Regions from separate parts of the Homo sapiens genome. Here all the other regions are linked to region 1. The links are chromatin contacts, found by Hi-C in ENCODE. All regions are on one chromosome and are shown on one strand. The core of a region is the stretch at or near the end of the contact, and the rest is flanking DNA. Distances in the headings are between cores, read along the strand shown.

Region 1 (5,247 bases), core at 778-3,277:
TTTTGTGGGTTTAATGCGGGCCAATCACTGCTTTTACTACAGTTTCTACAGGAATATTCATTCAACTGGTGTTGCAAATAACCAACTTACAGCAAACTTTTGTAATACAACCCATCAACTGTGAACATTCTGTAGATAAAATTATTTTTAAAACAATTTCTTCCACTGACTGAGTGCTTGATGATATTAAGGAAGTTCTGTTGATATTTAAGAGTGTGGTGATGGCACTAAGATTCTGCTTAAGCTGGGGGCTCCCTGACTTCTGCAGATGAATACTGAACCATCTGTAGAAGAAATGATGTGGTTTCTGCAAGACAATGGGAGTAGAAGGGATTTGTTATAGATAATGAGGTGGGAGGAAGTGTGACTAGGGTTACTTGGTTGGGTAATGGGTACACGGGGTTCACTGTACTATTCTGTCTACTGTTCAGTAAGTTGTAAATATTCTATGATAAAAGGTTAAAAAACACTTCTCAAATATTTTTTAAAGCCTGATCAAAGTTGTAACTGAATCTACTTACAAACTTTTTTTTTGAGAATAGAAAAAGAGCCCATCATAAACCAGTAAAAGCAGAGATGGCACATTTCTTAATTGCTACTAATAAAGCTTTTGCTGTCCTTTGTGGTAAAGTGCACACTGGGCTCAGAACAGGAAGCAAGCCTTAGAAACAACAACAATCCCGATGTTTATACAACTGCTCGTACAGGTCGTGTGTGCACAGCTCCTTGCATTCATCAATCTTAAAGTGCTCCATAATTAATTACAGAACCAGTGACTCTGCCAAAGTAATGAGTCATTTAGCATCTGCAATTTACTGTTGGGTAAATGGGGCACTGAGTTAAACAAATTGATCAAGGGCAAATGAGTAAGATACAGAAATCTAGGCTGCAATGTTGTACTCTTTGCTGGCTATCACAGCTAGGAGCCATAATTAAACTATTTGTTCCCTCTTAGTTTGCTCTTGCTAATGCAACTAACTCTCAATTGCTCTAGTGAAACTAACTCTCATTCATCCCTGTTGCAGAATATCTGGCCATTCTGAGAGATGCCCCCACAGTGCAAAATACAGAATCCCCACTGTCCAATAGCCACGCCACTCACTGAGTGCCCACCAGCACCTGCAACAGAAGCTTTATCTGTCTGCTTTTCTCTTCCTTACCCCCGCCTCACCTCCCTTCTGGTGGTACAGAGATACCACATTATAGCACCTATGCAGCAACCAGTCTTGGAAGGTGTGATGGTTAACTTTAGGTATCAACTTGACTGGAAGAAGGACTGCCTAGAGAGCTGGTAAAGCTTTCCTTCTGATTGTGTCTGTGATGGTGTTTCCAGAGGAGACTGGCATGCAAGTTAGTAGACTGAGTGGGGAAGATCCCTACTCAGTGTGGGCAGGCATTCTGGTTTACACGTCTTAGATCTCCCTGGGCTAAGAACCAGCAGGCCTCTATAATAGAGCTTACTGCTTAAAAGCAAAAAGTCTGAAGCCCAACTGTCTGAGTTTGAATCTCAGCTCTGCTACTTACTCACTGTATCTCCTTGAACAAGTTACTTAACCTCTCTGTGCCTACACTTCATTAGCTATTAAATGGGATGAATAATAGCACCAGAACTTCATATGATTGCAGTAAGAATTCGAAGAGTCAATTCATGTAAAGCTTTTGGAAGAACGCTGACAAACAGTTTAAGTGCTTGATCAATTTAGCTACTAATATTATTTTTGAAAAGCATACTAGCCCTTAGGAAACCTAAAAGCGAGAGCCACTAGTTTTGATTAAGAAACGATCCTCACACCTACCTTCTAGACTCCAAGAAAGATCTTCTGAGAGTTGATGCTGAATTTGACTATGTCTTATAAAAGCCATGAATGAGATGTTTCCTCAGGTCATGACAAATATCGGTTTTCTAAAATTACAGGAGGCCGTAATAGAAACGACCAGTGTCTACCAACATCCACTCTTTTCAAACAGAAAAAGAAATTAACCTTTCCTCATGGGTCTTACAATTCTGTTTTTAAAATGACGGTTGATGCTTCATGTGACTCCACTATTTTTACCCTTCGAGGCTGTTATTTTAGTTCTATCTTACAGTATGAAACCAATACTGAGCCAGCCAGTGACTAGATTAGCACTTCCTTTTTACGTTAGGAACAATTGATCTCTGGTAACTCACAGCATTTAACACACGATAGCAGGGAGCATCTTTGGTCAAAAATTCCTCTTCAAAGCACAAGAGTAATGTTACAAAGACATATTTTGCCGGTTTGTCAGGCTGTCTTGACGGCTAAGTCATATTCCGGTGAATATAAAGATTAATATATGTTTGATCCTTCTATAAACACACAATTTGGTAGCCCAAAAAATATCACAAAGCTATCCAGAGGCAGTGCAGTACAATGGTTCAGAGCTCTGGGAATCAGGCTGCATGGGCTGGGGTCCCAGCTCTGCCACATGCTCACTCTGCAACCTTGGGCAAAGTACTCAACCTCTCTGTTCTTTAGTTTCATCATCTGTAAAATGGGAATAGTAACTGTATCTGCCTCAAACAGTTCACAGGATTAAAGTTAATACTTAAAAAGCATATAAGACCATGTTTGGCACATGGTAAGCACCCAAAAATATGCTACTTCGGCATATGGATTGAGTTAAAGGCACTTAAAAAAAACAGCACATGCAAGAAGGGCACTGTGACCTTCCTTGTTCTTCTTGAAAGCATGAGATTAACTCCCATGAAAAAGGTGCCCTCCTTATACCAGGAGGACGAAAGACATTCATTCTTATCACCAGAGATGGGGAGCTGAGGCTGAGGGAAAGCTGTACAAACCTTGTTATACTAGTCCTTATCTTGCTACTTTTCCACAATTAACTGTCCTAGTCCTGAAGTGAATTCTTATACTTTCATGTTGCCTCAGCATCCATTTTGAATAGATTCAACTTTTTCATACCCAAAGCAGGGCTCAGTCACCCTTGATAGTTCTAGTTCCACACCACACCCAAATGGCTCAGGCCAGCAGCCAGAGATAAGAATTTAAAGGCATCTCTCCTATCTAGCAGACAGGGTTCCCCACTTTATCGAAGCTTCCCTTAAAAGCACCATTTAGGCCTTTGCCCAGGAACTCAAAGTGACCCCACACCCTACCCCTTATATATACTGCCAATTCCCACATGCATTTTCTCTCTCTGCCTGACTCCATTCCTGCCTCATGCAACCCGGAGATGGAGGACTGCCCTCCCAGCCCATTCCGCCCTTCCTGTCCAAGATCTGTAAGTAAAAATCTCTGAACTCATTTCCTACCTGGTGATGTATTGAGTTTCCACTTTTCATCTGAAGAACCAGTGGCTGCAGCTGCCTCAGGCCATGCTTTCCCAGGGATCCTGGGGGGAATATCAAGTCAGGCTCCCGGCGCCAGGGCGATGGTCAGGCAGGTGTAAGCTGGACATGGGTCAGACAAGAGCCACAACAGTGGCTGCCAGATAAATAAGATAAACAAGTTCCCCATGTGAGGGAGTCCCCAGGTTCCAGGTGGGCTAACTAGGCATAAAACCATCCTCCAGGCTAAAGAAGTACCCCAGGAAAGGGACACTGTAGACATTCATGTCCAGCTACCCTGCATTTCCCATCAGGACAGGGTTGCTAGCCAACCTGGTACTGGAATCCCATTAGCTAGAAGCTCTCAAAATAGCCCCAACTCCTTTTCCCTGTCATATCTTTACAATTTACCAATTTACTACTCTTTGTCCAACATAATATATAAGCTTTCAACCCTTACAACTTCCCTGGGTCTTTATTTTCCTGGTGAAGGCTCCCACGTACATGTAAAAATTACTAAATAAAAATTCTATGCTTTTCTCCTGTTAATCTCTCTTTTGGTGGTCTAATTTAAAAGGCCCCAGCTGGAAAAACTAAGATAGGCAAGGGGAAAAAATATATTTTTTTCTCTCCTTCACACAATAGAAGTATATTTAAATTTAAGAAAAAAGAAAAAACTAAACTAAAAAAGGCCACAGAGCCCTTCTGTTTCTAATCCCAGAAGCCAGTCTTGATTTTCACTGTGCAAAATGTATATTCAAAGGTACCAAGGAGATGATAAAGAAAGTAATGTTTTCCATTGTCTCTGTTTTTAAGGTAGAAATGTTTTCATTCTTAAAGCATCTTTGAAGCCAATGGACAGAAAGGTTTCTAATATTCTATCGGCCAGAGGCTTAAATACAAATGGCCTGGCAGGGCAGGTATTTTCTCCTTTTACAGGTGAAGAAACTGAGACTTAGAAAGTTTCATCAACTGCCCAATTTCATAGCTGGTAATGACAGATCCAGATTCAGAGCAGATCTGCCTGGCTTCAAAGCCCACAGCATGTCCTCTCAGGAAGCCACCTCCTTTTAGGATAAACAGCATTAAATGAACCAGATCCAATGATTCCAAATTTACTTCTCTAACCCCAACTTCTCACTTGCGTCTTAAATCTGTATCTCTAAACTACCCAGGCAAACATCTCTCCTTATCTCTTTCATTTACATCTCTTTCACATGACACAAAACAAATCTATCATATTTTCCTTGAACCTGGATTCCATTCAATCACTCAACAACCACTGCACTCCAGTCTGGGCTACAGAAAGGATTTTCTTTCTTTTTTTTTTTTTTTTTTTTTTTTTTTTTGAGACAAAGTCTCACTCTGTTACCCAGGCTGGAGTGCAGAGGCACGATCTCAGCTCACTACAACCTCCGCCTCCCAGATTCAAGCAATTCTCCTGCCTCAGCGTCCCGAGTAGCTGGGACTACAGGCACGCACCACCACACCTGTCTAATTTTTGTATTTTATTAGTAGAAATGAGGTTTCACCACACTGGCCAGGGTGGTCTCGAACTCCTGACCTCGTGATCCACCCGCCTCGGCCTCCCAAAGTGCTGGGATTACAGGCATGAGCCACCATGCCTGGCCAAAAAGAATGGATTTTTATATTTTGAAACTTAACAACCATGGCAATATTACTAACTTTTCTTCAAGGTTTACCATATGCCAGTTTTGCTTTAAATTTATTTAGTGCATGTTGTAGATGTATCATTTCAACTGATCCCCATAACAACCCTCTGAAGGAGGATGAGTACTGGGTTAAGTGATGCCTTCACCTGCTTTGTGAAGCTTATAAATGAGAATGAGAGAAAGAGACTGAAAAACTAATTGTATTAATAATGTATTAAAATAAAATAGAGATAGGTGGTACAAAGTAAAAGTGCAGAATGACATTAT
Region 2 (5,247 bases), core at 1,799-4,298, 8.0 Mb before region 1:
GAGCCTCATCTCCCCTTCTACTTAGGAGATGGAGGGGATCTGTCCATACAGGCAGCTGTCCTTGTCTGACTCCTCTGCTTTCTGAAGGGGAGACATTGTCCCCCTTAAAGGACACTGGATCTCCTGTTGGAGGGGCAACCAATTTTGAACTCTTTGCCTCTTTAAATCTTTTAGAAACTTGGATGAGAGAAACTTTTTATCCTGAATTTTCTGAAGCATATCTGAAGTCATTTTTCTTTATTATTATTATTATTATTATTTTTTAGGCTGACGTCTCACTCTGTTGCCCAGGCTGGAGTGCAGTGGTATGATCTTGCCTCACTACAACCTCTGCCTACTGGGTTCAAGCAATTATCCTGCCTCAGCCTCTCGAGTAGCTGGGATTACAGGCATGAGCTACCGTGCCTGGCTAATTTTTGTATTTTTAGAAGAGACGGGGTTTCACCATGTTGGCCAGGCTGGTCTCGAACTCCTGACCTCAAGCGATCTGCCCTCCTCGGCCTCCCAAAGTTTTGGGATTATAGGCGTGAGCCACAGCACTCGGCCTATTGTCATTGTTATTATTAGTATTATTTTAGAGACTGGGTGTCGCTATGTTGCTCAGGCTGGTCTTGGACTCCTGGGCTCAAACAATTCGCCTGCCTCGGCCTCCCAAAGTGTGGGGATTATAGGCGTGAGCCACTGCGCCCGGCCCATGAAGTCATTTTTCATCTCTGGATAAAACTGGAACATCAAAGTGGTGCTGTGGGGTGGCACATTCTTACTAATCTCCTGCTGCACTCTCCCTGCCGCACACCCTGGAGTTGCTTTTAGTAAACTCTTCGGTGAGATGCAATCAGCATATATGGAGGAACAGCGTAAGGAACCACCTCACGGACTTGTGGCTGGCTGCGTGGAGTCTAAACATGGTGTTTCACTTCAGCCGTGTTGTCTTCTCTATGGGAATCCAGGGGGCAAAGTTTCTCTTTAATCTCAGCACTGGGGAGCCAGGAAGACCTCATGATTCTGAGCTATGTGTTTATGTTTCTCCCGCGGGCAATGAGCTTTCTGTGTGGTGATATTTCCTGCTTCATACCAGTTGCTGAAGAGCATAGAACCACGTGGCATACATTCTCTGTAATTAACCTCACCCCCAGTTTTAGTGTCATTTTTGTCTTCACTTCTCTTGGCCTCATTTTCAAATTTCTTGTTTTTAATTGTTTCATTTTGCTAAGGTGTAAGTATTTTTGCCAGATGCTCTAAATCCTTTGATGAACAAAACCAGAAGTAGATAAAGAAAATATCCACAAGCTTATGTTCTGCTCAGCTGATAACATCACCATGGTGATCTGGCTTTCCACAGAGGATTTTCCCTTTCTTTCCTTTCTTTCTTTTCCTTCCTTCCTTCCTTCCTTCCTTCCTTCCTTCCTTCCTTCCTTCCTTCCTTCCTTCCTTCCCTCCCCTTCTCTTCCTTTTCCTTCCCTTCCCTCCTTCTGTCTGTCCCTCTCTCTCTTTTTTCGAGACAGGGTCTTGCTGTGTCCCCAGGCTGGAGTGTGGTGGTGGATCACAGCTCACTGCAACCTCAACCTCATGGGTTCAAGCAATCCTCCTGCCTCGGACTCCTGAGTAGCTGGGACTACAGGTGTGGTTGCCCAGCTAATTTTTGTAGAGATGGGATCTCACTACGTTGCCCAGGCTGGTCCCGAACTCCTAGGTTCAAGCAATGCTCCCCGCTCAGCCTCCTAAAGTGCTGGCATTACAGGTGTGAGCCACCGCCACTGCACCTGGCCTCCCACAGAGGATTTTCTAGGAGATAATGTGCTCTTCAGAAGGCTCGAGGATCTCAGCTGGCAGATTGAGTTCTTACTGTGCATTAACAAATTGACACATGGGTTCATGTGGAAGTCTTGTGAACTTGGTAATTGGGTGTCTATTGATAAGAATGCTCACCTTGTACCATTGATTCCCTCTACAACTATGCTGCAAGCACAGTCATCTGCTTTCACTTCTTTGAACATGCCAACCTCTTTCCCACCTCAGGGCCTTTGCACATACTATTTGCCTCTACGTGGAATGTTCTTTCCTCCTTCTCATCCATTAGAGTGGCAGCAGTACTTTAGAATAATCAGAGGGGTTTAAAATAATATTGATGTCCGGTCCCAACCCAGCTCAATTAAACTCAAATCTTTGAGTGTGGGGCCGATGCACTGATAAAATAAAATAAAAGGCATGGAGTTGACTTTATCCTTACGGTCGGCAGGTATTTTGACCAAGCTATCACCGTGAGCAGTAGCATCAACAGTTAGTTATTCAGGGATTTGGGGCACAGGCGGTTGTGACCACATCACAAAAGTTCAATTTGTTGGGTTAGGCGTTTAGCCATAACCTAAGTAGTTGCAGATGGTCTCTACACCTGGATTGCCCATTAGGACAAAACAAGTAAACTTGTGTTTTTAGGCAAATAATGAAACTCTGAGGAGTCTGAAAAAACAACTCATCGCCAGGTAACTCCCAGCCCAGGTGCTCGTCCATACAGGGGTGAACGCACGGCAGGGGGCTGCTCGAACTCTCACTAAGCCTGCCTCTGTTCTTTGCAAAATATTTGATAGTTTTTAATGCAGCAAAGCGAAGCAGACAATCCACCTCTTGTTTTCCCCAAGCTGATGGGGGGAAAGTTCTAAGGTGTTGTTTCCTAAGCTCAAATTAACCAAGATTGGTCAGTGGCATGGACTTTTTTTTTTTTTTTTTTTGGTAATTTTACTTCCATGAGGAATCATTTGGACTCTTCAGTCTTCCTTTCTTCAGTTTTACGTAGGGCTTTGCTGGAGGAAAATGGGGCTAAGGGGGAGAGAAACATAGTCTCGGAGTAGGGTGGGGGATAAATTAAACGCAAACCCAGCGGTGCGGCAAAGGCCTTATTCTGCCTCTGATCTGGGGAAGTTTCATATTCTAATGGAGAGAAACGCACGTGCACACACACCCCCCTAAACCCACACAAATGAAACCCCCTCTGCGGAGAAGCCGGCTACAGGAAATTGACTTAGGCACAGGAACTTGCTAATCTCTTTTGTCACATTCGGATTGCTCCTGCTGCCCCACACACACTAACCCAACCATCTTGGGGTGGACTCCCTGCCAGCCCAACTGTTGTATTTTCAGTTCTTCCAGTGTGAATCAGTTAATATTCTCGGGAACGAGGGAGAGGTTGATCCTATGAGGAAATCAACCACAGTGAAAAGGCTTGGGCCGCTTTTGTTTTCACCTGCTTTTGTTGAACAAATTTGATTTCCGGAGTCAGTCATTTTACTGTCAAGACATTTCTTCGGCATTCTGCAACAGGTAAGGATTTTGCTTCCTTAAAAGTATTTCTTTGGTGTCAAAAGAAATTTTTCTAATTTTATTTAGCTTTTACTCTAGGCCAAACATCGTAATGACTCTGAGCTACCTGCTGTAAGGTGTAGAATCAATTTACAGGGGGACGGGGGTCGGGGGGGTGAGTGTTGCTTTGATATTCACTGCCCCTCACCACAGTCCTAACAAGATTTTTGAAACATGAAAAGTTACAATAGTTGGCTTTTTGGTTTTCCAGATATTCTAGAGAATGCATATGCTTGTGACTGTGGCTGAGCTCAACTGTATGGGTAGTTTAAATACTACCCAAGGTTTGATGAAGTAAATCTAAAGATGCTCTAAGTTGTGCAAATATGAATTTTAAAGTTGTCTAGTTCAGAAAAGAAACAGAACCGAAGTCTAAATGATGTAGATTTCAATCTGGAATTTCTAGCTTGTGTTTTTCACCTATTGCCAATGTTAATGACCATTTCCCAAAAGTGCTCTATGATGTATAACATGTATTTTTTAATTAAATTTAATCTTTCTTCTGAGGTGGTTTGATTTGGAGATATGCTACGAGGTACCAGTCAGTAGCCTGAGTTGTAACTAAACAAAGTTTGGGAAATCACCGGTTTTAGGTGCTTTACTAAATGAAAGTTGCCATTGACGTATTCAAGCAGGCAACAAGTAGTTGGTGTCCCCTTATTGGTTCTAAGCTGGTGCCGTGGAGGATATAAGAGAAATATTTTAAAAATCTCTACTTTGAAGGACCCTATAATCTGGTAGTTGTGATAAGAAGTAAAATTTAGGAAGCAATGCAAGATGAGAATTCAGTGATGAGTGGGGCAGCACAGGCTTGAAGAGTTCTGTGAATTCCATGGAGGGGGCCTGGGGGCAAACTGGAGTTGTCAGGAAGATCTGGGCTTTGGAAGAATGCGAAGTGTCGGTAGAAGGAGAAGGGGCAGGTGATTTCAGACTGGGAGGACCTTGTGGGCAAAGGCACAAAGGCGAGACTGACCTGGAGATGATAAGGCCAGTTGAAGAGACACTGGAGAAGAGAAGACAGTTTGTTTTACACATTGCAGGAAATCAGATTAGACAGTTAGGGTGTGGACACAAAAGCGAGGACCTTGCAGGCACTGGGGAGAAGTGACCCCATTCAATAGTCCTTGGTCTCCTTCTGCCCTGCGGCTGCGCTTCCTCGGCTCTCACGGCACCAGCAGAATTCCATGTGAGAGGGAGCTTGTCGAGCGTGGCCTCTTCCCACTTGGGGCTGCTTTCTGCATCCCTGTGCCTGGCTGTGGGCCTCCATTTGCCCTCTACTGTCTTCCCTTAGGACATCATTTATGCAGAGAAAGGTTCGTGTGGCTCGGGGTACCAGTAAGACCTCCACCTCTGGTTTCTTCATTTTAAGGAGGCCCTTCAATTATCCAGGAATTAAAGTGGCCTTCCTCTTGGGAGAACGAGTTGGTTGATGAATGATAAGCAAGTCTCTATTCCTCAAAAGCCAGTCCCCAAATTCCATGAAATATGTGCTACTTTCTTTGCATGTCTAAATGAGATGGCACGGGTATGCTTCTGTTCTTTTTCTGGACGTTGTTTAGAGAGTCAGTAGATCATAATAATTCAGACACTTTTTTTCTGGACCATAAAATATCTGAACCCATATAATAACAAACATACAGCACGGTGAATAAGAACCCAACTTTTGAGCCAGATCACTTTGCATGGAATCCCCATTCTATCATTCTATCATTTCTGGGCTGTGGGAACCTCAGACAAGTTACTTAACTTCTTCAATGCTCAGATTAAAAAAAAAATTCACAAAATATCTCTAATAACAGTAATAATAACTGAAAATACCTACCTCAGAGGGTTGTCGTAGAGATCAAATGAGATAAAAATATGTAAAGCATGTAGCCTAGTGCCTGACTG
Region 3 (5,247 bases), core at 1,564-4,063, 7.2 Mb before region 1:
AGTGATACAATGTGGAAACCACCCAAGTGTCCATCCATAGATGACTGAATAAGCAAAACGTGGTATATACAGACAGTGGAATATTAATTACTCAGCTTTAAAGTGGAAGGGGTCTATGGCCATAAAACCCTGAACTTGCCAGATCTCATCTGATGTGGGAAGCTAAGCAGGGTCAGGTCTAGTTAGAACTTGGATGGGAGACCACCATGAGAATACCAGGTGCTATAGGCTTTCTCTCTTTCTTCTCTCTCCCTCTCTCTTTCTCCCCTCCCCTCTTGTCTCTCTCTCTCTTTCTCTCTCCAGCTGTTGTTGGACATCAGAAGAATATTCCAGTTGTATCCGGTGTCTACCGTGAAAAAAAGTGTTCTTTTTTGCAAAAGTGCCAGAAAGGAGTGGTGAGATTCATCCCAAGCCAATCATTTCTCATGAAAGACACTGTGCCATAACCGCTTTTCACACACACAAGAAAGGAGAAAGGGAGGAAGGCAGGGAGAAACTCAGCAAACAGCTCAGGATTTCCACAGCCTACCATTCCAAACCTTTCGCACTTCCAGAAGGCTTCTTGATGGAGTTGTGGCAAGCTCATGGGGGAAATGCTTCACCCCAACGTAACCCAGACCAAATATGCCATTGCACAGGAAGTGGGTGCTGAGTCCAAGTGTGTCCATATGAGCAAAGTAACACAGATTAAACAGTGATTCATTTCATACCAAACTGCATCCATCATTTTAAAAACTGTGTCATCATCCTACTCCAAACTGTATGTGGCATCTTCTCTTCCTCTTCTGCCAAGCAGAGCAAAGACTCTAGGTTACAGCTCATGAAGGTGTAAATTGGGTTGATATGCTCTATGGAGGCAAATGGAGGAAAAAGAAAGGAAGGAAACCCTGAATGGGGGTTGGGGGCAGGGAGGGGTAAGATTTACTCTGCTAACTACATAGATTTCTGGTCATTTTGGACTGAGTTTCATTTTTTTTTTTTTTGGAGGCAAGGTTTCACTCTGTTGCCCAGGTTGCAGGGCAGTGGTGCAATCTTGGCTCACTGCAACTTTCGTCTCAGCCTCCTGAGTAGCTGGAACTACAGATGTGTGCCACTACGCATGGCTAATTTTGTTGTGTGTGTGTGTGTTTTGCTTTTTTTTTTTTTTTTTTTTTTGTAGAAATGAGATCTCACCATTTTGCCCAGGCTGGTCTCGAACTCCTGGGCTCAAGAAATCTGCCTGCCTTGGCCTCCCAAAGTGCTAGGATTACAGGTGTGAGCCACCGTGCCTTGCTGGGTTTTGATTTTTAAATTTTTTATTTTGCTTCCTGGTATTGATTTTTAAAAGTCCCCTGGAAAATGCCTTGCATTTAAAAACCCTCACACCCCTTACGATAACCTATTCTGTCCCTAAAATTAAGACTATAACTTTCAAAACACTTTAGATGAAATTGTGCTAGGCCAGAGTAAGTGATCCTATTTATTTTTTTAAAAATATGTATCCAAAAAGTACAGGGGGAAAAAAAACCTATAGTGTTCTAACTATAGCAATTTCCTCCTGCTTTTATCCCTGTGTCTGAAGTGAGGTCATTTTTGTTTGTTTTTGGCAAGTGAACAGAGAAAAGAAGAAAGAAAAACACACACACACACCCTAGACTTTTCACCCCCTCCTCCTAAAACAGACACACTTGTTAATTTACAGCTTTGAAAATCATCTGGGTAGTTCTTCCATAATTCACCATCTTCCTTGGTTTTCTAGGATTTTTTTTAGAACCTTCAGACCCCAGAGGGCATTTCACTTGAAGATGCTACTCGTCTCATCCCTTCAGAAGGTGGGCTGAGGTTTCCTTAAGAATCTTCTATGAGAGTGGTCTGCAATTAGAAAGTTATAACAATTCTACCTGTGAGGGTGTTCTACAATCAGAACACTGCTCTCACTCTCCCTCCTCCTCCCCATCTCTCTCTCTCACACTCACGCACAGACACCACACACACCACACTCACACTGAAATTAAGAGTGAAAACTGTTAAGGCTAAAAATACTACAGAGAGAAAAGCATCTTTGCTAACACTTAATACTCAGAACAACTTTTTGAAAGTGAAAATGACGATGCTTTACCTGACTGATTATCAATGCAGCTGCCTTTTTTGTTTGTTGCTTGTTTTTAAGAGACAGGGTCTCACTCTGTTGCACAAGCTGGAAGCCAGTGGCATAATTATAGCCTTGACCACCTGGGCCCAAGTGACATCCTCTGCCTCAGCCTCCCGAGTAGCTGGTACTAAAGGTGCACGGCACTACACTTAGCTAATTTTATTTATTTATTTATTTTTGGTAGAGATGGGGGGGGGTCTTTCTATGTTGCCCATGCTGGTCTCAAACTCCTAGCCTCAAACTATCCTCCCACCTCAGCCTCCCAAAGCACTGGGATTACAGGTGTGAGCCACTGCACCAGATTGACACAGCTTTTTAGTTCGCTTCAGCAGCTATAGATTTACCTTCTGATGTAGTTAAACAACATTTTAGATACGTGCTGAACAGCAGTCTTGGACACCTCATTAATATGTAGTAAGGAAGAGAGCAAACCAACACTTGGAAAATTGTTCAATGAGGTGTGTGAAATGACTGGATGGAAACGCTGGTAACCCCTGGAAGTAACGCGGGAAGTATGAAGCCAGCGAGCAGGAGTATCACGAGCAGAAGACCGACCCCCGATGTCCAGGCCAGGGAGCTGCACCACCCTCAGGACCCATCACCTTCCTCACCCCTTCAAGTAAGACCGAGGCTCATGGGCAATGACGAACAAGCCAAACCACAGGGCCGGATGGAGATAGGCCGGCCTGCCATGTGCAGGATCTCTACGTTGTGAAACACTGTCTTCCTGCCTACTTGTTCTAGTCTACTCTGCTGCTTATCTGAAGTTATTTTCTGTTTGTGTACACAATCGTAGTCCCTCTTTTACTCTCTCTCTGTGCTTTTCCTTCAGTGGGAGAATTAATTTTCCATACCAGAATATTTATAAAATCCAATTTTTGCTGAGCCCTTACTACATGGCAATCACTACGTTCTGTGCCCCACATGTCTTGTTTCAGTTAATCATCACAACCACCCCACAAGGCAGAGACTATTATTAACCCTATTTGACAGAGGAGGAAACGTATGGTGTTAAGTGACTCAGCCACAATCATCCATTTAGTAATAGCACAGCTGGGATTTAAATATTCAGTGTTCATAGTGCAGTAAAGCTTATGGCACAAATTCCATTTTAGGGACAAGAACAAGAGAAGAGATTTCCAGTAGTTTAATTTCTGGAGCACAGGAGCAATTAAGAACTCTTCTCTCTTTTTTTTTTTTTTTTTTTTTTTTAACAAAAATGTTTTTTGAGACAGGGTTACCCTTTGTCTCCCAGGCTGAAGTGCAGTGGTGTGATCTTGGCTCACTGCAGCCTTGACCTCCGGGGCTCAAGGAGATCCTCCCACCTCAGCTTCCTGAGTAGCTGGGACTACAGGCACGTGCCATCATACCCAGCTAATTTTTTGTTTATTTTTTATAGAGATGAAGTCTCATTATGTTGCCCAGGCTGGTCTCAAACTCCTGGCCTCAAGCAATCCTCCTGCCTCAACCTCCCAAAGTGCTGGGATTACAGCATAAGCCATCATGCCTGGCCACTTCTACTTGATTCTATCAAAAACAAAAGAAAATATTATTTTTTAAAAGAAAATAAATGTTTTCCACGTTTTTCATTAAGGCTGTGATTCTTGTTAAATGTTAGCCAGATCAGTATCCATTATAATAGGAACACAGCACTTCAAACACAACAGAAGGCCCTAACTAAAGCAGTTCCTGTGTCAGAATCTGAGCCATGCTTCTCAAATGATGCATAGAGGAGGAAGTTAAAATGCAGGTTCCTGAGACCCACTACCTGCGTCTGAGTCTGTAAGGCACAGGTAGGGCCCAGGTATCTACATTTAAAGAAACACCTAGGAGAGGCTGGGCGCGGTAGCTCACACCTGTAATCCCAGCACTTTGGGAGGCCAAGGCAGGCAGATCACAAGGTCAGAAGATCAAGACCATCCTGTGAATGGTGAAGCCCCGTCTCTACTAAAAATTACAAAAAATTAGCCGGGCACGGTAGCGGGCGCCTGTAGTCCCAGCTACTCGGGAGGCTGAGGAAGGAGAATGGCGTGAACCTGGGAGGTGGAGCTTGCAGTGAGCCGAGATCGCGCCACTGCACTCCAGCCTGGGCAACAGAGCAAGACTCATCTCAAAAAAAAAAAAAAGAAACACCTAGGAGTTCTGATGCAGACAGACTACAGGCCAAACTTACTAGCTGCAACGAGATTTTCTCCAAGACTTGCAAATGAAGAAAATAAGATTGCTCTTGAAGTTAAAGTATGATAGTTGAATCAGTCAATGGATCAAAACCAAGAAATGGAGTAAGAGTGAGATAAGATGTCTCCCAAACATAGTATGACTTATCTTTAACTCAGTAGAAAATATTACTGTATCTTGGGCCGGGTGCAGTGACTCATGCCTGTAATCCCAGCACTTTGGGAGGGTGAGGTGGGCAGGATCATGAGGTCAAGAGATTGACACCATCCTGGCTAACATGGTGAAACCCCATCTCTACTAAAAATACAAAATATTAGCCAGGCGTGGTGGCACATGCCTATAGTCCCAGCTACTCGGGAAGCTGAGGGAGGAGAATCGCTTGAACCTGGGAGGCGGAGGTAGCAGTGAGTCAAGATTGTGCCACTACACTCCAGCCTGGGGCGACAGAGCAAGACTCCGGAAAAAAAAAAAAAGAAAAGAAAAGAAGAAAGGAAAAAGGAAGGAAGGAGAGAGAGAAGGAGGGAGGGAGGGAAGGAGGGAAAGAAATAAAGAAGGAAAATATTACTGTATCTTAAGAAAGATTGTATTGATCAAAAATGTAAGTACCTTAAAAAAAAAAGCAATCATTCCCTTTTCTCTGAAGAGGGACTCTTAGGCAATGCACTTCAAGGATTCTAGGTCCCAAGTAGCATCATCTCAAGGGAAAGAAGGACAGCGCGCCTCAGACTATCCCAGCCTGAGACCATTTAAATATTTGATTCATCCAACACCCCTTTGGCTGAAACCATGTTCCCCAAGCAAACAAGCTTATGCTTGGGTTTCCTATGCAGTTGAGTAATTATTTCTATTTGGAAAATAATACACTGGCATTGAGAATGTGCACTGAACATGCAGTACCAAGAAATCTAACACCTAGGAGAGTGGTAATTCTCATAACA
Region 4 (5,247 bases), core at 1,479-3,978, 5.6 Mb before region 1:
AAGAAGGAACCACTACTCTGGAAACAATAAACTGGGTGCTTCAAAGGTAAAGACTTACAAACCACATTTTCAAATATGGCACTGAAGAAATCAAACACCCTTAAAAGCATGGAAATTAAAATGGAAACTATTTAGCAATACCTCTCAAATTTCTAGATCATGACAACAGTAGCCAGAGGAAAAATGGAATTTTCAGTTGCATTAATACACCATCCCTGTACCGAGTGTTAATGCAGACTCTGTGCAGTGGACAATCTGCTCTTTCCAGCTCGGCATCTGCTTCTCCTGGAAACAGCCCATTGCTTTCCTTTGGAGAACCCCTCCCCCAGAGTCTTAGGGGACTGCTCCATCAAGGCTCCATGCTCCTCATTGACTTAAAAGTCAGCACACAGTCCAGGCTAAGCCAGTCAGTCAATTTGCCATCTGGAGAGATGAAAAGGCTGAACACAGACAGGAATGAATCTGTGGTATTAGTCAAGCTGCCTTAGATCCTCCTCAACCTTTCTCTAAGCGTTTCATGTGATTCCAGGAGCTACTCCACCCGCTTAAAGGATATGCTCAGCCTATATATTATGGAGTCTTGACAGAATCATTTCAGTCCTCTGTTGGAAGCCAAGTCCTGTCCCAACACCCATCTAATGTAGGTGGGCAGTGATGCCCTACCCAGACTGGCTAGCCTTCTACAAGAAGCTAAGCCCTGTTCCCTGTACCTCAACCGCTAGCTGGCTTTTCTGATCAACATGGAATGATGACCTGGAACCACAGTGCAATTTTCCTGCTTAAGAATAAGCAGGCTACCTGGAACCTTCCCCAACAGGCCCTACTTGCTGGATCAGATCTCTTCTGATGTTAACAGCTGCCCTAAACAAGCTCTGAGTCCAGCACGTTCTGGGACAACTGTGGATTGCAACTCTAAGGAACTTGCACAATAGCCAAACGGTTTTCCACATCCCTACCTTCTTCTCCATCACCCTCTTGTTCATGCAACTGTGATGCTAGCTCATTACCTCCAAGTCCATCTGAGTTATAACAAACATTACATACCCTTGATCATGTAAAACATGGTTATCTCCTTCAACAATTGATAGCTTTTCATTATACAAAAGGGTTCACTTTTTAAAAGAGTTCTAAAAATGAAGATTAGGAGACATCACTTGTCATATGGAGACTTGCTCAAGGTTAGAGAGTCACTGAGCACCAAAGGCAAGACAACATTTGGAAACTGATAAAGTCCAACCCATATCTAAAGCTCTGACACTGATAGATAGATTCATGCATTCATTCAACAATTAAATTTGACCTCACCTCTCCCTTTAACTCTGTCCTTTGCTGGTCTATTACACCTCAACAGTATTTCCAGTTCAGACATTTCTCTACCCCTTCAGCCTTGTTGGATGCTACTTAAGTGTCAAAATACTCTCCTTGGCCATTCTTCTTTGAAGGGATACCTACAAAAGTTTTGAATATATTGTCTATGTAAAAGACCATCATACATCTGACACTAATCTTTTGAGCTATATGCTTAGTTCAATAATAATAAATGCTATGCATGCTTATGTACAGAGGATGGGACAGGCACAAGGGTATGGGTAAGTATCTATTAAGTATGCTACTCTAATATGGGGAAGTAACATGAATGACCCTTCAGGAAAGTCCCTTCTGTGCACTAAATGTTTGCTAAATTTTCTATTTCAATATAAGGCATCCAAAAATTCCCAGAAATTTATAGTCTTGTCTCTATCCTAATAACCACTAATATATTTTGTCATCAGGACCTGTCATTAGGAGACATGGTAAATGACATGTTTCTTTAAGTGCCTTTGAGGGAATTGATTTAAAAATAAACAAGTGTAAAACACACCACAGCAGTTATTGTCTAAAAAAGGAAAAAAAGTAATGGCTTAACATTTCTTGAACTCACGCTAAATTGCGACAAGCCCCTGAAGTAGCACTACAAATTCTAAGTGGTGGATTCTAAAGAGTACTCCTGACATTCAGAAGAAAGGATATCCTTAAGCAGTATTACAAGGAAATCTATAGTATGCCTAGAGTTGGGCGTCACACATAGTAAACAGTCAATCTTGTTGGCAGCCAGCCTTGGATATTAACCTAAAATAATAGTCATCTTCGGCATGCTGAATTGCTTGGAAATAATAAAACATTTACTAACGCCATTTCATGCTTAACTGGAAAAGGAACCAGAACAATGAAAGACAGAAGGAATTTAATGACATCTCCTTGGGAATAACCCACAGATAACTTTATCTGACAGAAGAATTAAATAGTATATTTGCCAACATAGATGTTTAAAAATTGACACAGAAGCAGACTGCACCAGAAACGAGGGGTTGCAACCACCAGACATCTACCAAGCATCTCCTAGAAGTCTCAATTAGCTTAAAGCACCACTGACTTGCAGTGGCATTAAGTTCACCTCTAAAAATGCACAGGAAACAAGGCAGACTGACACTACGGACTGGATTCTAATCCAAGCAAAAGTGGTAAAGTAGTAATGATACTCTTCAAAAAATAACTGTATCAAAGAGTTTTTGACTGTCAAAGGGGAATACCAGGCCATGTCAGATATGTATTCTGGATTTCAGGAGGGCACATTTCAATTTATTATCAAGACCCACAAAGTGCAGAAGCCCCAACAGCTGTCCAAACCCACATGCTGAGTAATTGTGGAAGGCCCTGACAAGGCGGGGAGGTGGTCAGGGAGGGTTGAAGGAGTTGTATTTAGAGACCACTGCTGCTTCACAGGAAGTACTTGAACAAGCACAAGATTAAAAAAAGATCACAGGAAAGGTTGAAAATAGATAGGTTCACATGTTCAACAGTGAATATTAACAGATGCACAGACATCTGAGACTGGAGGAAAGGTGTTGTAAAAAACGTTAGAGACCACTCGATTTTTCCCCCTTTCATCTGGGACACAAAGAATTGATGAGATGAGCCTGCTGCCTAGAATAGATGATACAATGTTGTTAACAGATAATAAAAGGCAGAACTTCTCAGCTCCAACATCTACTTTGCTTCAATCGTCTATCAAGGATAATCATCTTAAGACTGGAAAGGTTAGAATGAACATTAGTTCGAAGAACTAAACCAAAAGACAAGGTAGGGGATTATTTTAAGAGGGAAAAAAAGAAAAATCAGCACCTAACTGCTCTAAATGAATTCCTAGCCTATAGTAAATACATATATGTATGTGTAGGTATATATAATTATTTTCTAACCTACAGAACTGTGAGAACCTGCAAAATAGTTAAGTGAACTGTTACTAATCAGAGAAGAACTATGGTGAATGAGAGAGGAACTAAAAGATGAAGACAATTTAGTCATCGTTCAGTATGCATGGGGGATTGGTTCCAAGACCCCTTACCAAATCTGCAGATGCTCAATTACCTTATATAAAGTGATGTAGTATTTCAAATAACCTACACACATCCTCTTGTATATTTTAAATCATCTCTCGATTACTTATAATACCTAACACAATGCCTACACGTCATTTGCATGGATTCAACATAGTACTTGGTGTGTGGCAAATTGAAGTTTTGCTTTTTGAAACTCTATGGAATTTTTTCTGAATACTTTTGATCCATGATTGGCTGAATCCATGGACGTGAAACTCAGGGATAAGGAGGGCCACCTGCACTCTCCCAGTGTTCTAAAAAGAAGATGGATCATAAAGATCATAAACCACTGTTTTTTAAAATGGGAGTCTACAGATGTGCTTTCAAAGTTCACAGATTTACAAAATGAGATCCACTGCTTCTAAAGGATTTTTGGGAAAGATCTGAAAATTCAGAAGTTAAAAGAACATTTCTGAGAATTCAGTTAAACATGGAACTGAGCTTAATTATTTTGAAAGCAGTGTTTCTCATACAAAGAATATATTCTCAAAGACCAAAAAGAAATGTTTCCTCTAAAAAAGGTCCTTTACATTAGATAAGTCTGAATAATAATGCTATTGGCCAATGAGTTTGAGGCCAATGCTAGTCAAACATTAAGTGCAGCTGATTAACAGACTGCTTAAAAGGGAGGTGGTGACTGGTGGGGATCAGTAAGCCTCCACTGACTAAATCCCTTTTCTTTCTTTTCAAAAATAGAACCCTCAGCATCTGGATTTCAAGAAGGCTTTTGTGTAGGCCCTATTGTTATAAATGAAGACACACGATTCCATGATTATGAAACAATGTGGATTCACAACTATGTAGCTGACAAACATACATGGAGGGGTCTCACATACTAAAGCTATTCTTTGGCCATCCCTGCCTGTGAGCCCTTCTGAAAGAGCCTCCCCTGGGTCACCCTTGGACTCGGTCTCTCCTTCCATCTCCTGGCCTGGCCTAGTACCTGAGCCCTAGGTGTCAGGGTCAACATGGAGCACCTGACCAGCCAGGCCAGTCAGATCCCTTTTAGAGAATGTGGATTTGTGGTCAGTCAACTCAGCACCAAGTAAGGAACATCACGGACAGGTGGGCTGGAGGGAGCATCATGGCACTCTGAAGCCACATGCATGCCAAAGTTAGGAAGTGAAGGAGCAGACGTACAGAGACTTCCCCCTCACCAGAAAAAAAAAAAAAAAAAAGAACAATGAACCTCTGCTGTGATACAAGAGGATCCCTTACAGTAAATGCCTAACTTGGTAAGGGCTCTGGGTGCAGACTGCCTGGGTTCCAATGACAGGATAAGGACACATGACACGATTAATCAATGTACAGATGACATGAAAAAAATCAGAATTCTAGAAGATTTTGAAAGGCTGAATAAGTTGAAGGTTCTATACTAAAGGCCTAAAGAAGCAACTGTGTAAATACAATATGGGAGACACCTGACCCAGCAAGGCATGTAGAGCATAAATGTTTTTACTGCTTTTATTGCTTTCTTATCAAGAAAAAATCTGAGGTGTCTGAGAATGGAATGGGCTGTCTTAAAAGGGTGTGTGTGGGTGTGTTCCCTTCACTGTGAGGTATTCAAGCCATATCAGTTACTGTGTTGCATTAAATGACTTCTAAGTTCCCTTCCAACTCTAGAATCCAAGGATTCTATCCTTTTAAATTTCTTTTTTTTTTTTAAGACAACTATAAGCTTATTGAGAGAACCACTGATACAGTGCAGGGCGCAAGTTTTCCGCATTTTGTACATGGAAAAGAGTATTATTAAATTAGTTACTACAAATGCTTGTAGGATAGTTAACCCCATTGACTTCAGTAGCAGTGTGTTCATAGGAAGATAGAA

The links. Hi-C counts contacts between places; a loop is a spot of excess contacts on that map. Pooled maps may share reads with other maps.
Region 2: a map with no recorded cell type shows a loop between it and region 1 (6-fold over the local background). The contact joins the promoter of RHOH here to the enhancer-like site in region 1. A Hi-C loop is called at or near these places in 2 of 37 single-sample maps with no recorded cell type and 3 of 50 pooled maps.
Region 3: a pooled map shows a loop between it and region 1 (10-fold over the local background). The contact joins two enhancer-like sites. A Hi-C loop is called at or near these places in 2 of 37 single-sample maps with no recorded cell type and 2 of 50 pooled maps.
Region 4: a loop to region 1 is called in a map with no recorded cell type, with 14 times the contacts of the local background. The contact joins two enhancer-like sites. A Hi-C loop is called at or near these places in 3 of 37 single-sample maps with no recorded cell type and 4 of 50 pooled maps.

The regions. Positions count from the first base shown.
Region 1 is chr4:48,194,829-48,200,075 of GRCh38, forward strand. All of the region lies in intron 2 of TEC (tec protein tyrosine kinase), which reads right to left. Among named protein-coding and RNA genes, the nearest start is that of TXK, 63 kb to the left of the region's middle. RefSeq lists enhancers at 1,256-1,305, 1,326-1,375, 2,935-3,104. Within about 2 kb of position 2,028, at least 3 of the 41 ENCODE cell types and tissues checked have a DNase peak (open chromatin) inside an H3K27ac peak, as active enhancers do.
Region 2 is chr4:40,193,983-40,199,229 of GRCh38, forward strand. RHOH (ras homolog family member H) reads left to right here and starts at 3,049. Exons shown (of 3, transcript NM_004310.5): 1 at 3,049-3,318. RefSeq lists enhancers at 1-55, 545-754, 795-844, 4,022-4,121.
Region 3 is chr4:40,990,043-40,995,289 of GRCh38, forward strand. The region is part of intron 6 of APBB2 (amyloid beta precursor protein binding family B member 2); the gene reads right to left. It also overlaps the pseudogene RNA5SP160. Among named protein-coding and RNA genes, the nearest start is that of APBB2, 220 kb to the right of the region's middle. RefSeq lists a silencer at 1,071-1,140. Within about 2 kb of position 2,814, at least 9 of the 41 ENCODE cell types and tissues checked have a DNase peak (open chromatin) inside an H3K27ac peak, as active enhancers do.
Region 4 is chr4:42,636,432-42,641,678 of GRCh38, forward strand. The region is part of intron 1 of ATP8A1 (ATPase phospholipid transporting 8A1); the gene reads right to left. Among named protein-coding and RNA genes, the nearest start is that of ATP8A1, 18 kb to the right of the region's middle. RefSeq lists enhancers at 2,480-2,529, 2,760-2,879. Within about 2 kb of position 2,729, at least 4 of the 41 ENCODE cell types and tissues checked have a DNase peak (open chromatin) inside an H3K27ac peak, as active enhancers do.